Linked DNA regions of Mus musculus: region 1 is linked to region 2. The links are chromatin loops, found by intact Hi-C in ENCODE. Cell type or tissue: left cerebral cortex. All regions are shown on one strand. Links, peaks and the distances in the headings refer to the core of each region. The heading gives the core; the rest is flanking DNA. Region 1 overlaps Znrf1 (zinc and ring finger 1). Region 2 overlaps Wdr59 (WD repeat domain 59).

Region 1 (5,372 bases), core at 243-5,242, 160 kb before region 2:
CCTCCAGGCTGCAGTGCCCGTGGCTCGCATTGGTGAGCCAGGGGGGTGGGTTCCACCGAAAAGGCCCCCTTAGAAGGCCAGGCCTCACCTGATCAGCCCTCTCCCTGGTTCCAGAGTTCCTAGATGATGTCATGATGGATGCCTGCAACAGACACAGCAAACTTAACTGCCCCGTGGCACCCACGCTTTTCCTGGAGTTCCACGGTTCCCAGCAGACACTGGCGGAACAGCTGCAGCGCACAGGTGCGCCGGGGACACGGCGCTGTGAGGTCTGAGGCTGTCCCAGTGTAGGGGTCTAACCATCAGCCTTTCTGTGCCTACTACAGAGGCAATCACTCAGGATAATGGTGGCTCTCACTTCTCCTGGGCCAAGGAGGCCGAAAAGCGCAATGAACTTTGGGCAGCGCGGCACAATGCTTGGTATGCAGCCTTGGCCCTGAGTCCAGGAAGTAAGGTGAGCTGAAGCTGGGGCTGGAGGTGGGATCTACCCACTCACATAGAGAAGACTGAGGCCCACCAAGGGCTGGCTGAGTGGGTGTGAGGACAAGGGGCTATAGACCACTGCACCCAGCTATTCCAGAGTCTAGAGAGAAAGAACTGTTAATTTGCTCCAAACTTAGGAGTTCACAAGTCAGCCTCAGGTATAGTGTTGAGCACTTAGGAATTCTAAACATTGGAAGGGCCTCCTGGGGAAGAAATGGAGAGGAAGGAGGCAGTCTAGCTAGATGGGACGGCTGGGCAGATTATGCAGAAGTTCAGAAGGGTGGGGCTGCTGGGACCCTGCATGGGGTCCAGGCTTAGATCCAGGGGAGTAGTGAAGACCTGGGCTAGCGAAGAAGACCAGTGGGTCAGATGTGTCACTCCGCGACATCAAGACCCCTTGGATTGGTCCTAGGCTTGACCACAGTGATCCCTTAACTTTGGGTAGGCAGTGGGTGATGGGGGGAATCACACAGGCTTGCCTTCCGATTCAGGCCTATTCCACGGACGTGTGTGTACCCATCTCCCGGCTGCCAGAGATCTTGGTAGAGACCAAGGAGGAGATTAAAGCTTCAAAACTCACAGGTTTTGTTCTACTTCACTGCCGTCTGGGAGGCGCTGGGGTTAGCCAAGGCCTGGGCAAGGAGACTAGAGGCGACACTTACTGTTCTCTGGGCCCCTAGGAGCCATCGTTGGGCATGTGGGTGATGGCAACTTTCACTGCATCCTCCTGGTCGACCCAGATGATGCAGAGGAGCAGAGGAGGGTCAAGGCCTTTGCAGAAAATCTGGGCAGGTGAGGACTGTACCGGGGAGGGTTGGGGGCTGGGGAGGGCGGAGGCTGAGGGAGGAGTGCTGGGGGTTCCTTCAATTGGCTTCCTAGGCGGGCCCTGGCACTCGGTGGGACATGCACTGGAGAACATGGCATCGGACTGGGCAAGCGACAGCTGCTCCAAGAGGAAGTGGGCCCCGTGGGCGTGGAGACCATGCGGCAGCTCAAAAACACACTGGATCCCCGTGGTCTCATGAACCCAGGCAAAGTGCTATGAGGAATGTGTAACCCTTGGCTGGCAATCTCCAGAACACAAAGCCCGCCCCTGTTCTGGTCTTTTCCTTCATGCCAACGATCGAGCACGAAATGGAAGGGCTGATGCTATCTATCTATCTATCTATCTATCTATCTATCTATCTATGCCTGCCAGGTAGCCTCTGTAGCTGGGGCTCAAGATGAAGGTGAGGGAGCTGGACTCTCTCACAGAAAGCTGCTACCCTTGTTCTTAGGAGCCTTTTACTCCGGTAGAAAACCCAGGGTGTTTCCCAGTGGGGTGTCTTCCTGGCTGGCAGAGGTGGTGTGGATCTACTCCAAGCTAAGATCAGATCCCAGATCCGTCTGTGGGGGCCTCTCCTCTGCTGGTGCCCTGCATCATGACTCACCCTGTATATATGATGACAGGAGCGTTCCTTTCCTTGCAGAGGGAGGGAGGACCGTTCCATCCGGCACTGTTGGGCCGGCTCTTTGGTCACGTGAGCCCCGTTTGCAGCTGCATCCTTTCCCCCTCTAGGTCTCTTGACCTTGGGCTAAAAAGCATTTGTTTTGGGCCCATCCCCAGACTAACTGTAGCCTGGGGAGGGGATGGAGTTCAAGTTTTGGAAGAAAGTCAGTCCCAGCCCCTCTGCTTTTGCATACCTGAGGCAGGAGACCTGCCAGTGGTGGAGGTCACCTGACAGCTTCCCCACCAGGAAACTGAAGCACCTTCTTCAAGCTGTTATGGTGGACAATAGAAATACAGATGAACTAACCTACTGTGTCCCATCCCTATCCATGGTATAAAGCTCTATCCACCAGCGCTTACTTTCAAAGTCAGGGTCTTGCCTACTTTGGGGCCTGGCAGTTTTGAGACTCCCTGGTCAGAGCCCTGGTCTGGAGGTACTTGCAGTTGTTCCCCAGAAGTCCACGAGAGGGCGCGCAACACCAGAAACCTAGCAGACACTTTTAGGGTGGCCAGTCTCTAGGCATTTTACCCTTGTGGGTCCCAGTCAACTGTAGTACCATCTTCTCTACTGCTAGGTACTTGGGTTGGAAAAAAAAAAGGAAGAAGCAGCCTCCTGCCCCCCACCCTGACACTTTCTTAGTCCAACTTCAGGTCTGTCTCATGATTCTTTGGCTTGCTCCCAAACTACTTCAGGATGAAGAAACCCAAACACCAGTCCCGAATTCACCATTGAGAAATATCGCCAGTGAACCCCCCTCACCCCCAGACAGTCTGTTCACCTCAAGTCCTCCCAAGTTGAGTTCCACTGGGCAGGGCTCCTACATACACCCTCCAATAATGGGAAACTCAATACACAGCCATTTCCCCACAATTTCTTTTATTAAAGAAAATCCCAAACATACAGAAAAAGTTGAAAGAACAAATACACTATATTCACTGAAATATCAGTCGTTGAAGATTCAACAATGGACATTTTTGCCTTATTTGCTTTGTATATTTTGGGGGAGGGGAGACCATATGGGATTAGATTATACATTTCTTGAAATCATTCAACTATATATTTCAGCCACTGTCTCCTAAGGAGGACATTCTCCTATGAGTTTCAATACTATTAAATGGCTTAGATGGGTGGTTTTCAAAAGGGGCTCCTGGAGCTCTCAGAAGGCTTTCTGGGCTCCTCAGAGCTAAGGGGAAGAACCCATCCCTTGGCTCTTCCGGATTTTCTTCCTTCTCAGAAAGGCAGAGTAGGAACGAACAACACAGGATTCTGGAGGGCTGTCTGGATAAAAGGTGACACACACAAGTGCCACCTTGGGAAGCCCAGACAAGCCCAGTCCCACCCACCCCTCACACCAGGCACTGGCAATCTGGGTCCAAATTCAGAGGACATGACAGCCAACAGAGGGCTTTGGTGTGCCAGGTGGGGGCGGAAGTCACTGGGGATGGGATGAGCACCAGCCTAGAGAGCCTAGAATAGCACCCGGTGTGGGGCTCAGCGCCGCCCCAACCAACTCAACCACGGGACTCAGCCACAGCACTGCCAGGGCAGCCGAGCTCACACAGCCAAGGTGGGCACACAAAGCCTGTCTCCAGGCCCGGGGGTCAGACAAGGAGATCTCTTTGCGGGCTGGGCCCTGGCCCGCCAGCTCTGCTGGTAGGATTATATATAGAACGGGGAGACACAGGTGCCAGGCAGAAGCTGGAGGTGCTGGGAATAGAACAGTGCCCTTTGCAGTGACATAGCTACAAGGAAGCCTGCTGCGCATGTGCCAGGCCTTTGGGGCAGATCCCCGACACAAACTGAACCGAGCCGCATGACCCTGTCCCCACTTCACATGCAAGGGATCGAGTTCACGGTTCCACCAAGAAGTAAAGTGCCCCAGTACAGACAAGAGCCCAGTTTCTGGCCATTGACAGTGCTTACAGTTCAGGTCCTGAGGCGTCTGACACTCAGGCTCTAAATAAAGCACTCTTAGTTCTCTGAACTTGCCTCCCTGCCTTGGTGCCCACATGCCCACTGGCCTCCAACACATGTCCTTGCACAGAGCAATTGCTTCAGGACGCATCTGAGGGCAAGGGTGGTAGCATAGTCCAAACTTGTGGGCCTGCTGGGACTGGGCCCTGACACAGCAGTACAAGGGGCAGGTCTGGAAATGGTCATGGTAGAGAGGTGGTGCCATCTCCCTCCAGAGCTTCCCTTAGCTGGCTCTGCAGGAGGCCCTGAAATGCAGCTCCTGGAGCCTGGCTAGAAGACAGGCAGGTATGCACTGCTGCTCTGCCCCGAGGTTTCCTGCCCAGCCTGCAATTTGCTAACTTGTATGAGGCTGAGTGGCTGGTTCTGGTTCAAGGACTGTGAGCTGGAAGAAGCCCAGAGCAGGGCCTTTTCCGGGGCCTCAGAGAAGCATGCCCATGAGTCAGCACTTGGCTCTGCACGGAGCAACAGGCAAGCAGAGGGTAGGGAGGGGGGCAGAGGCTCTGAAAAGCAAACGGACTGGGCTGGCATCTCCAGGTGCCTGTATCCTCTGGTGGCTGTAAGAGCTTTGCCCCTGAATATCATTCCAGTAGCATCCTATCACAACCAGAGATGACAGAAGACTGACAATCACTCCATGATGCTTAAGAATTTATAAACTTCAAAGACACAGCCGAGCCACTATGTAGAGCCTCTGCCCAGGAGTGGCTAAGCCATTACAGGTGCTGAGGGAGGGGGTGTGGGCTGAGAGGTGGACAGAGGGAACTGGCATTTGCCTTCCACCTTGATTGTGTAACAACACTTCATTAAAATAAATCACACGGTGCATCTTTTGTTACACACTATTTTAATACCATATCAAAACACCTTGACTGATAAGCTTTTCTCCTAAGCTTTGAACAGTTTTAAAACATTTTTGTAATTTTTTTTTTTTGGATTTTAATATATAAATACAGAAACCTATCCTGCATGGGCTGATGTCATGTGTGAATGGCTAAAATATTTCCGTGCGCCTGAAAATGGGGGTTGCAGCACACAGTCCTTTAGCTAAGTCTAAATTTCCTCAGGGGGAAAAAAAAATCACAGGGGCCTTGGAAAAATGTCCAGGCATTTTTTTTTTCAGTGTATTTGTGATTATTAAATCCTCTGATGGGATCAGATCCAGGAGGAAAGGCAGGGGAGACTCGGGGCTGGGGGAGGGCAAGTGTCCACGATGGGCTCTTCATCTTCCTCTTTTTTGGCAAGGAAATCAAGGAAATTTAAGGGGAGAAAAGTGCAAAACCAAGCCAGAAAAATGGGACAGAAGAACAAGAAAACAAAAAAAAAACGAATCCCCAAAGGTAGAAAGGTTAGTGATGCAGAGAGCCAACTGGGGCGCTGGGCAGAGGGACTAACGTGTGCCCGCCTGCCCACCTGCCATCAGAGCGC
Region 2 (5,372 bases), core at 252-5,251:
ACCACTCACATACTCAGACCTGTGGGTGTGTAGTTTTCGACTAATTAAGCATTTCTGTGCTGCTCTGTAGGATAGCCATATACTAAGTTATCCCTGCAGCCGGCCATGCATCGCATGCTCCTGTGGCTACTTCTGTCTTGTCTCAGTTAACACTGCCTGGCTCCAGCCCACTCTGACATGTCCTTCCCTTATGTGAGCGGCCCCAACTGGATAAAAGGATAGTAGTTCTGGAGTATGGACATAGTTCTTCTTCAAGAAATTGGGGCCTGTAGGAGACTGGAGGCTTACCCCATAATAACAGGTCAAGGCTCCCCTGCCCCACCCCTCCCCCTTTGAAGAATCAAGAGGTGTGGATAATTATGATGAACAATTCATAGGTGTTTCAGCTAACCTACTTCACTTACTTGTCTGGAACCCAGGTGGCCCACATTTAGTAGGTCCCAAGACATATTGATTAGTATGGGAAGTCGATTCAGTGGACACTTAGAGCATTGGTTGAAACGCCTGGATTTAGGCGTAGACAGATTCCTGAAAGAGTGATTATACAGAACTCAGGAGTGGAAACGTGAGTGGTGTGGCTCCTGACCACTTACGGGCATTCACAGAAACTGCAGTTCTAGGTTGCAGTGTTAAGTAAGTCTGTGCATCTGCATCTGTGTCTCCTCGCTGTACCTTACTCACTTCAGACTGGATAGCAGAGCTCAGCATTAGCTAATAAGACAAGAAAGACTGACGGCTGTGAGACTAAATCCACAGCAAGTAATTAACTAGGAGTAGCTTGCCTAGGGCCATATTGAGGCAGAACACACAGTACCTTAGTTTTCTGATGTCAAACTGCAAGCCCCTTTTAGTTGCTCCTTATGCCTCCCCTGTTGATAACTGTGTGGCTCCCTTGCTTAATCAAGTGTCTTTGGTGACCTCTTTTAACTTTTGGAAATAAAATAGGACATTGCTCCGATAACTGGTTGTCTTTTTGAAGATGCCAGATGGGGCGACACTCTGTGACTTTTTGTTTCCCACGACATTTCTCATTCCTCACAGCCACTTCCTGAGGCAGCTCTGGGAGCTGAAACATGCGCCCATGGTCTCCCATGTCTGTTAACTGGGTTTCCCCAACTAAGTATCTTTGACCTTCAGAAATGATCGCTTATAGAAATAATTCAGGCCTGCTACAAAAGCAAGGTCTTATGTTACCCAGTGTCTCTGTCTTCAGACATAATAGCCTTGCAGAGCCCACACTGTCGTGTCTGAATTAAAATATCAACTAACCCTGTTGAAACTGTCTATGAAGAAAAAAAAAAACCTTTGAATCGTTTCAGGCAAGAACTTTGAACCTAGTACTGAACACCCTAAAGTCCCCCTTCCCCGTTTGTGGGGGATCTTTACTAACTTCTTTACCTGCTATTTTTAAATTAATTAATTAATTCTGGCTTCCTGGTATCTATTTTTGAGCACCTGCAGAATGTAGATGGCCCTGCAGTAGGTGCTTGTTTCCCCATGAGGGTCTTGGATCAAGAGCTTTGGGCCATTTGTTACCTTTTATTTCCTACAGATGCTGATTTCATGTAATTGTGGGGCACGATGTAATTTAAAGTCTCTGCAAATGACCAATGACCCAAATATGATGTACTGTGCAACTGTAGGTTCCCACTCTCCAGAGGCCCCGTTAGTCACTTCTGGTCATCTCCCTTAGAAATCGAGGAGGTGGAAGAGTAAGCGGGAAGGCTCTGACTCCGGCAACCGACCCATTAAGGCTGCTGGCAAGGTCATCATCCAGGATGTCTCGTGCCTCCTTCCCGTTCATAAGTCCTTGGGAGAGCTGTACATGTAAGTCCATGGGCCCAGGCGGCATGGGGCACGGCACCTTGGGAGCTGCAGAGCTTTGTAAAGTCTTAGACAACTTGGGGAAACTCGGTGTGGTAGCTTCTTGATAGTGACTAACAAATTGCCATAAACTGTGGCTTCAAAGAGTGTGCATTTCTTTTTTTTTTTTTTTAAGATTTATTTATTTACTATATGGAAGTACATTGTAGCTGTCTTCAGACACTCCAGAAGAGGGAGTCAGATCTCGTTACAGATGGTTGTGAGCTACCATGTGGTTGCTGGGATTTGAACTTTGGACCTTTGAAAGAGCAGTCGGGTGCTCTTACCCACTGAGCCATCTCACCAGCCCAAGTGTGCATTTCTTACCTCACTCTTTGTGTAGGTCAGGCACCCAGCTTGGTGGGCCCTCCTTGCCCCCGATCTCACCTAACTGAAAGCATAACTTTGGGCCCACCGATGGTCTCTGCTGAAGCTCAGGGTCCAGCAAGCTGAATTTAGAGCCTTCTTTTATTGAAAGACAATAGGAGCAGAGGCTGGCCTGTAGGTCTTCCAAGCCCTTGAACACATCACAGAAAGTGTTATCTTTTGAGATATACCCACAGCACAATACTTTTTAGATGGAAATCACAGTTAGTATGTACACATTTAAATCCCAAACCTTGAGAACTCAACAGAAAAGCTGGTAGCTAATTAATATTTTTCTTATTGCCTCCTCCTGAAAGTGGTGAGTATTTCCGGTCCTCCCCAGGTGGGAACCCTAAGCCCTGCAGCACCTGCTCTAATTAACCCTTCCCAGCCTGTCAGATAGAGGAGGTGTTTTGAGTGACAACCAAAGAGACACTTACCTAGGCTGGTAAATCAGGAGGAGTTCTTGGGAAGTTCAAGTAGAAACCTTCTTAGTCTTGTTTGTTTTAATTTCAGATTGAATGTGAACGACACTCAGGAGACATGTCAGAAGAATGCCACTTCTGCCATGCTTGTGGGAAGGAAGGATCTTGTCCAGGTACTGTCAATCTGTGTTGGTGAGGTTCTGGCCTTGACAATTGTCAGCTAGTGACACTGATAGGTGTGCCCACTATTTGAAGTTTCTTTTTTATTTTCTTTGCCAGTCTGCCCTCCCTCCCTCCCTCCCTCCCTCCTTTCCTCTCTCCCTCTCTCTCCTGGAACTCACTCTGTAGAGCAGGCTGGCCTCAAACTCAGGTCTGCCTGGCTCTGCCTCCCTAGTACTGGGATTTAAGGCAAGTGCCACCACTGCCACCTGTGGGTAAATTTTGTTATTAGTGCTAAGTGGGGAAGATCCTTAAGTGGCTTTTTTCCCTTAAACTATGTGGGTTTATTTTTCAATGCCACAGTGATCATTGTCGCCTAAATTTGAGAATCTGTCTGTACCTTTGTCATTTCACCTCAATTACTTTTTTTAATTTTTAAAAAAATATTTCATAAGAAAGTTTACCAGCGTGTACTTCAAGGTAGAGATGCTCAGTTTAAACATGACTTCATGGGGCTGGAGAGACGCAGAGAAGGCTGGAGCACGGGCTGCTCTGATAGGAGGCCTTGGTTCAATTCCCAGCATCCATGTGGTGGCTCACATCTGTAATTCCAGCCCCAGGGGATCCAGCTACCCCTTCTGGCCTCCTCTGGCACCAGGCATGTGCATGATAGACATACCTGCGGGCAAAACACCCATACTTGTAAAATAGTAGTACATTGTTAAATAGTAAAATCTGACAGTATGTGTAAGATGTCCGTTTCCTTCATCTCCGGAGGTTCCCATGTATTGTTCTTTTTTACTGAGACACGTTCTGCACATCACTAGTCTGCACGTTCTGCACATCACTAGTCTGCACGTTCTGCACATCACTAGTCTGCACGTTCTGCACATCACTAGTCTGCCCCTTACAGTGAGATACTTAGTTCCTAGTGTTGTCAGTGCTCTCATTAGAAACCGTGCAGAGTGTTTTTATCACCCATAAAAAGAAACTCTTGTCTTTCAGTCAGTTCTTCCCATCAGCCCTGGGCAACCGCCAGGCCCCTCCTGTCTGTCTTGCTCTCTGTTCTCTACTTGATGACAAGACTGAGCTTTGGAAGTCACTAGCAGCTCTCCCAGCAGCTCAGAGTTTCCCTCATAACTGAGTGAGTCAGCACGGAGGCCTTCCCTTGATTTTCATTTGATTAAAAACATCCCTAACAGAGGTCCTTGGTCCTGTGAAGGTTCTATGCCCCAGTATAGGGGGAATGCCAGGGCCAGGAAGCAGGAGTGGGTGGTTGGGAGGGGGCGGGGAGAGGAGGAGAGGAAGGGGGAAGGGATTTTTGGAGGGGAAACTAGGAAAGGGGATAACATTTGAAATGTAAATAGAGAAAATATCTAATTAAAAAAATCTCTAAGATTTCCATTCATCTAGTAATGAATATCATATCATCTCTCCCAGAAACCCTTTAAAAAAACTCCCTAATGGTTTAATCTATTTCCGTCAGCCCCACCCACCAGACTCTGAACACTAAGAAGGCAAAATAAGCTAATAGGAATTAGCCAAGGCCAGCTCAGAGTCCTAGAGAACACCCCAGGCAAGTTCTCTCAGGCCTTCAGCCTTGGAGGGGTTTATAGTGTGGGAACCACAAGAATTACCCCCATGGGGGATATGAAATCATTGAAGACTGCCCCACCCCAAAGAACATTCTCTCAACAGGGTTACAGCTTTTCCTTTAAGTATTCTCCCTCTTCCTTATTCTCTTCCTGCATGTCTCCGTTCCTTCCTTCTCTCCTCTCCCCAACTCCTCCCTCCCCAGTGCTTTTCTGACAGAATTGGTATGGAAGGCTAGACCAGTCTCAGTGATGTGGGGAGACGCTTGTCTTCATGTGGGCTCTGCTTGACTTCTGGGCCCTGACACTCTTTCTGTGTGTGATCCCCAGCAAGCTGCCCAGACTTTGTGAACGTCAGGGTCCCTGCTATAAAATGAGCCATACTTCTGACTTCATGAGGAAGTAAATGACATAAAACCTGTGACTGCTCCTAGCTGTCTGGACACCCACAGCTGTATGTGACGGTCATTTGTGACTTGATGATGTGTAAAGACAGAAATGACCTGATTGACAAACAGTGATGCTCAAAGAATTTGTATTGTTTTTCTTCCTGCCCTTGATGAAGATGTACTTCCTGTTTTGTGTCCCTCGCATTTACCAGTGAAGCAGATGCAAGGGCACGCTTCTGTTGAAAGCCTTTAGGAAATGTGTGTTATGGAGGGAGACTCTAACACAACTCAATAGTCAGCCATGGCAGAAAACCTGTCCTGCCATCGTTAACTTTGGCGATGAGTGTGAGCTGCATGTCTGTACTTGGAGCAATACTGGTGTGTCACTTTTTGTATGTTGCCCTTGTGCTGTATCTTACATATCTAATGTTTGCCTTTCCGAATTTTTATTTGCTTGCTGGTCTCAAATTATAGACTTGACTCAAAGTTTGTGTCTTCTTCCTTTCGGGTTTAGAATAGTGTGTTCCAGGTAGTGGGTACGATGATTATATTGCTTTTTCAAAACCAAACAAAACAAG

Evidence for each region. Hi-C counts contacts between places; a loop is a spot of excess contacts. Peaks named below come from ENCODE experiments on the same cell type or tissue, not always from the same donor. Only the 100,000 strongest peaks of a DNase experiment are listed, where the experiment ranks them.
Region 1: it touches region 2 in a loop (2.6-fold over the local background); 7 of 42 quality-filtered maps call a loop at or near these places.

The regions. Positions count from the first base shown.
Region 1 is chr8:111,623,181-111,628,552 of GRCm38, reverse strand. It overlaps Znrf1 (zinc and ring finger 1), which reads right to left. Exons shown (of 4, transcript NM_133206.4): 4 at 2,833-5,372. It overlaps Ldhd (lactate dehydrogenase D), which reads left to right. Exons shown (of 11, transcript NM_027570.4): 6 at 1-32; 7 at 115-243; 8 at 327-454; 9 at 975-1,065; 10 at 1,164-1,275; 11 at 1,363-2,942. The coding sequence ends at 1,528. Among named protein-coding and RNA genes, the nearest start is that of Ldhd, 4.5 kb to the left of the region's middle. In left cerebral cortex, for the core only: a CTCF peak has its summit at 2,410 (motif pointing right); DNase peaks (open chromatin) are centred at 1,884, 2,431, 3,533, 4,366 and 1 more place; H3K27ac peaks cover 3,027 bases.
Region 2 is chr8:111,463,244-111,468,615 of GRCm38, reverse strand. It overlaps Wdr59 (WD repeat domain 59), which reads left to right. Exons shown (of 26, transcript NM_001170742.1): 19 at 1,694-1,827; 20 at 2,746-2,827. Among named protein-coding and RNA genes, the nearest start is that of Gm24793, 47 kb to the right of the region's middle. In left cerebral cortex, for the core only: a CTCF peak has its summit at 3,081; no DNase peak of the experiment used is centred there.